2 separate regions of the Homo sapiens genome follow, and region 2 is linked to region 1. Evidence: chromatin loops called from intact Hi-C (ENCODE). Cell type or tissue: gastrocnemius medialis. All regions are shown on one strand. Each heading gives the region's core, and the rest is flanking DNA. Links, peaks and the distances in the headings are about the cores only. Region 1 has its middle 26 kb from the start of KCNS3. Region 2 has its middle 190 kb from the start of KCNS3.

What was found. Peaks named below come from ENCODE experiments on the same cell type or tissue, not always from the same donor. Only the 100,000 strongest peaks of a DNase experiment are listed, where the experiment ranks them.
Region 2: it touches region 1 in a loop (8-fold over the local background); 2 of 110 quality-filtered maps call a loop at or near these places.

Annotation. Positions count from the first base shown.
Region 1 is chr2:17,850,806-17,853,716 of GRCh38, forward strand. No RefSeq gene overlaps it. Among named protein-coding and RNA genes, the nearest start is that of KCNS3, 26 kb to the right of the region's middle. In gastrocnemius medialis, for the core only: a CTCF peak has its summit at 1,113 (motif pointing left); a DNase peak (open chromatin) is centred at 1,136.
Region 2 is chr2:18,065,717-18,068,627 of GRCh38, forward strand. No RefSeq gene overlaps it. Among named protein-coding and RNA genes, the nearest start is that of KCNS3, 190 kb to the left of the region's middle. In gastrocnemius medialis, for the core only: no CTCF peak of the experiment used is centred there; no DNase peak of the experiment used is centred there; H3K27ac peaks cover 363 bases.

The DNA of each region.
Region 1 (2,911 bases), core at 157-2,656:
GAACATCCTTCACCAACTGGGGCCCCAGGAGTGATTTCTTAGAGGGCAATGTGAGTGCCTATCTGGAGACAACTGGGGGTGAGCTGGAGCCATTCTGGCTGAATGTGTAAAATTGATCAAAAATAACTTTGGAAACTGTCCCAACTGATGTCAGTTGATGACACCATTTCCAGGGGTGGGAGGGAGCTCTATCTTGTAGGTCTAGTATCTCAGAGATAACGGCTTTGGGGTCATCAAAGACTGTGCTTAATTCTTGGTCTTAACACCATTAGCTGTGTGACCTTGGAAAGTCATTTCATTCTTCTGAACTGAGGTTATTTATCTGTAAAGTAGCAAGTTTCTTTCTTTTTTTTTTTTTTGAAACAGGGTCTCACTCTGTCACCCAGGCTGGAGTGCAGTGGCGCTATCGTGGCTCACTGCAGCCTCGAACTCCTAGGCTCAGGTGATCTTCCCTCCTCAGCCTTCTGGGTAGCTGGGACTACAGGCATATGCCACCACACCTGGCTAATTTTTTGGATTTTGTGTAGAGACAGGGGTCTCACTGTGTTACCCAGGCTGGTCTTGAACTCCTGGGCTCAAGCGATCCGCTTGCCTCAGCCTCCCAAAGTGCTCGGATTACAGGTGTGAGCCACTGTGCCTGGCCTAGCAGGTTTCTACGTCACAAGTTTCTCATGTAAAAAGCATCTGGCAAATTTGGGGCACACACTGAAGAGGGCATGGAGGAAACTCCCTGCTCTCCTCCCACCTCCAACTCCTACCTGGAAGAATAAAGATTCCCTAAAAATTGTGTGTGCATGTGAGAGGGAGAGGAGAAAGAGAAACTATTGAGTATAAAATAAGTGACCGTTCCTCAGTATTCCAGCAATGATTTCACTGTTTTGTGCAACATTTACTTTATATTTTAAAAATGGCTGAGTGGCAAAATTGAGTTGTCTTGGGCAATTAAGTGAACAAAGAGGGATGTAGACTCACATACTTACCGTGCTCATGAAAAGCCTCCTGGAAGTAAATGCAACAGCATGGTAACAGGATTATTTCTGCATGTGGGATTATGAGTCATTTTAATTTTCAGACACTGCGATTTTGTGCAGATGCAATAGCAGAAGATGCCCACACAGGGGAGCCTGTTGCCCTCTAATGGCTTTTGGGAGGCGCTCAGGAATCCACTGGTGCCCAGCTTCGGCGCTCAGGGGATCCTGTTTTAGTCCCAGTCCCTGAAAAGGCCCCCTACTGAAATAAAACCTGCCCTAAGCCCTCCTTGATAACATTAGCTGGTCCTATTTGCAGAAGGCAAATGATATTCTCAGGCCTGAAGGAGGTCACATTTTCCTCCACTTAGCAGTGTGGCTCAGTGGCAGGGACAAGGCCCATCTCACCTGCTTTATTGGGTTAGCTATTGGGTTGAGTGGGGCTTTTCCTTTGCCCAGTAGGGATCACTAGGGACATGCATAAGCGAAAGGGCAGAATGGCTCAGCAGAGGAAAGGTGCCCACCACAAGCCCAGGAGTAGGAGGCTCCAGGAGATGAACACAGGACATTGCAGGAAGGTGAGTGTGTGGTTCCCTGCGTGGACACCTGCCCAGCATGGGTCTTGCAGACCTGCCCCAGCCAACCCCAGCAAGCAAGAGGACTGGGAGGGAAGGCAGGGGGGAGGAAGGCAGTGACGCTGCTCTGCTCCTACCCTTTGGTGTGGCCAGAATAGTGACTTTCCCCGGGCCCTGCTGGATCCCTCAGGAGTGCAGGTTTGCCCTTAAGAAAGCCTCTGTAAGGGGAGACCACTGAGAGCAAGAGAAAGTGGGAGACAGAGAATCTCCAAGCTCAGTGGAAGGCAGGGAGAAGGCGCTGTCAGGTCTCCGAGGTGAGTCCCAGCATGAGCTTGTTCCCCTCATGTCACCAACAAAAGCAAGCCCAGCATACACCTGCCATGCAATGACATTGAGGGCCATTTGTGGAAACTAGAGAAGGCGCGAGTGCTAACAGAAGACCACAGCAGTAGCTGATACAGTTAAAACAAAGAAGCAGCCCCCAAATAACACATACCCACCCCCACATACCATAAAAGGCTTGTTCCTCTCTGTCCCTTCTTCCTGCCTCAATATCCTGGAGGTCTTCACCCTAAAGAAGGAAAGGGCAGGGGGCTGGGGAAGAACAAGTCCCCTCCACAGCAATGTGCAGCAAGGGGAGGCCTAGACCACATCTGTCCCCCACTCCAGGTCCCCTCAGCTACAGACCACACCTGTCCCCCACTCCACGTCCCCTCAGCCACAGACCACACCTGTCCCCCACTCCAGGTCCCCTCAGCCACAGACCACACCTGTCCCCCACTCCAGGTCCCCTCAGCCACAGACCACACCTGTCCCCCACTCCACGTCCCCTCAGCCACAGACCACACCTGTCCCCCACTCCACGTCCCCTCAGCCACAGACCATACCTGTCCTCCACTCCAGGTCCCATCAGTCACAGACCACACCTGTCCCCCACTCCAGGTCCCCTCAGCCACAGACCACACCTGTCCCCCACTCCAGGTCCCATCAGTCACAGACCACACCTGTCCCCCACTGCAGGTCCCCTCAGCCACAGACCACACCTGTCCCCCACTCCAGGTCCCATCAGTCACAGACCACACCTGTCCCCCAATCCAGGTCCCCTCAGCCACAGACCACACCTGTACCCCAATCCAGGTCCCATCAGTCGCAGACCACACCTGTCCCCCACTCCAGGTTTCCTCAGGCACAGACCACACCCATGCCCTACTCTAGGTTTCCTCAGACACAGACCATACCTGTGTTTCACTCCAAGTCTTCTCGGCCACAGACCACACCTGTCCTCCTCTCCAGGTCCCCTTGGCCACACACCACCCCTGTCCCCCATGCTAGGTTTCTTTAGCCACAGACCAGCAAGTGACGGGGCAA
Region 2 (2,911 bases), core at 299-2,798, 220 kb after region 1:
AAACCCAGGAATCTCTAGCATAGTTGTTGGTTATGTTCTTTTTCAAGAGCTCAGCCTGCCTATCATCTGCAGTGGTCCTAGCATTCAGTTGGAACATGTGGAACAAATGCCTTCTCTTCCCAGACTCAAGGACAAGGGAGGTCACACAGATGTTCAACAGATGTCAAGGGAGGTCCAGTGAAGTGACTGTGAAGTTGATTTGTAAACATTCCAGTAAGAATGGTTTCCTTTCTCAATAGCTATTTTGGAAAGGGTTTTCATGAAACAAGAATGTGACTATTAAATGTCATCTCACTTCACAAAACAATTTCTAGTCCACCAGCCAAACTGCTTGCAGCAAACAAGTTGACTAGGTGGCCCCATGAAAGGGTCCGGGTTTGAGTCTAGCCATTGCTATTTTTCCTTGTGTAGAAATCCAAAGGAAGCTCTGTTACTTGCAATAAACTTGTGATTTGTCTTGGAGAAAAAAGTGAAGTATCTTCAGTTGATATACTCTCAAGAAATGTTAACAGCGTGTACATGCAGCAATGTGAACTGGAGATATGTGGACATCCTCACTGACCTTAGAGGTCTTCGTATTTGCAAGAATCCAAGAATCTTCCAACTGTTGCAGGGGGCGGACCCAGAGAATTAGATGTTATCCGGGCTGTTTATCCTGCCTAGACAGGAATGTGCTGGGACTATAGAAACATGTATTCTAGCATTGATCTTGTGAGAGTGGGGAAGTCCTTAATCTTTTTGGGACCTCACTTTCCTCATCTGTAAAATGGCAGGTGAGGAAGCTGGCACAGGAGGTATCTGTGCCTTCTCCATGCTCTAAACTTTTACAATTCTGTGTGTTCCCTACTTTCCTTTTTCTGAAAGTATAAATCTGTATGCAGAGATGAATTTTGTGTCCCCTTACCTCTGTCTGACAAGTGGGCTGGACATTCTCTCCCTTTCTGGGCACCCATTAAATAAACAGATGGTTGGCCTAGTCCACCTGGCATCAGATATTTTCAGATACAAAAATATAGCCTCTCTGGGTTTTAAAAAGGGAGCTATTAAGACCAGCCGTGCAGCTTGAGAAGGACTCAGTGAGGATGCTACAGGTCATACTATAACTAGATTTGCTGAACATTTAAATTAAATGATTTTACTAACTACAGATGTCTGACATTTTGCCTCTAGGTGAACTTTATGACACTGAGTTGAGTTCCAGTGGTCCTTTCTCTTCCCTAAGGAATTATTATTTGTCCTTCAGCCAAGAGGGGCTGTTGACATTCATTTTATCATGTCTTCTGTCTGCTTAGGTTGCCCCCTCCTTGTCTCCAGTGATCTCTCAGAATGAATCAGCTCTCACCTCAGGCAGGGTTTCTGCCCCTGCTGAGCATGTAAAGCGTGGACTTGCAGACTCCCCTGGCAGATTTCAAGGGCATTGCACCTGGTCCTCATAAGCTCCCAGTGTCTCCCTCCCCTCCGGCCTGTTTTGCTCTTTTTCTTATTCTCTGCACACTGGGTGCACCTTCTCATCACCACTGCTTCTGCAGAGCCTCCTCCAAGCTCTCAAACTCTATATCTCTCACTGCTTACAACCACACAGAGTTTGCAAGATTTCAAACACTTTTCCTCTGGTGTAGACATTATCATTGTGGATTTCTGCACAATGAGATAGTTTTCCCATTTGGAAAAGAAAAAGCTGATCTCAGAAAGATAAGCACCCTCGGGGTGCACTACTGGTGCTTTTCTCTTGGCATACCCTGGTAACAAGATTAAAGTGCATTGCTATAGACTGAATGTTTTTGCCCTCCTCCCAAATTATGTGTTGAAATCTAATCCCCAATATGATAGTATTAGGAGATGGGACCTTTGGGAGGTGATTGGGTCATGAGGACAAAACTTTCGTGAATGGGATTAGCGCCTTATAAAAGAGGCCCCAGAGAACTCCCTTGTCCCTTTCACCATGTGAGGACACAGCAAGAAGACCCTGTTTGTGAACCAGAAAGTGGGCCCTTGCCAGACAGCAAATCTGCCAGTGTTTTGATCTTGGACTTCCCAGCTTCTGGGACTGTGAGAAACAAAATTCTGTTGTTTTTATGCCACACAGTCTATGGTATTCTGTTACAGTAGCCCAAACAGACTTAGACACACACAAAAAAGTCATTCTTTCAATTAGAGCCACGGCGGGAAACAGAGGGCCCACTTGAAGGAGTATTTCAGAAGTCATTAATAACCAGCGCATTTCTCAGGGAGTGGGCAGTGTTAGAAATAGTAATAAGGCATGGTGAGCCCTGCAGGGCTGACGGCAGGGTGAAGCCACGCAAAAAAAAAAAAAAAAAAAATGGCTAAAGGGGACTGCAGCCTATGAGAGCTGAAGCATGGATGGGGCTACCTGACAGGACCTCTGGCTGTAGGGAGAGCAGCCACATCCAGGCAGTGGCCCAACGGGGAGGGAACAGGGTAATGAAATCCCACCCCTCTCTGCTTCTGCCCCATGACAGCCTGCTGGATGGAGCCTCTTCCTGTGTGGCTGAAACCAACAGGAAGCTGGAAGGCAAAGGGGTCCAGAGATGCATCCCTAGAGATTGCCCTCCTAGGGCACAAAGCAGGATGCAGTGTGTGGAAATGGATCGGGGGATGGAAAAGGAGATAATTTGGTAAATTCACTGCTGTTTTTAAAACTGTGCTTCTCATTTTTTTTACTTTGACATTTGATACTTTGCTGTATCCAAGATTTCTGAAAACTCATAGTAGTAAGTAAGAAATCTAAACAGAGTCCTACTTCTCTTTCCTTTTTTTCTTTTTCTTCCTTTTTTTTTTTTGAGATGGAGTTTCGCTCTTTCCTATTTCAACAAATCTTGCATGGTTTCCTGCAGTATGGCTTATTCAACAGTCTTGTATTTTAAAGAGGGGTTTATTTGAGAAAGGGAAG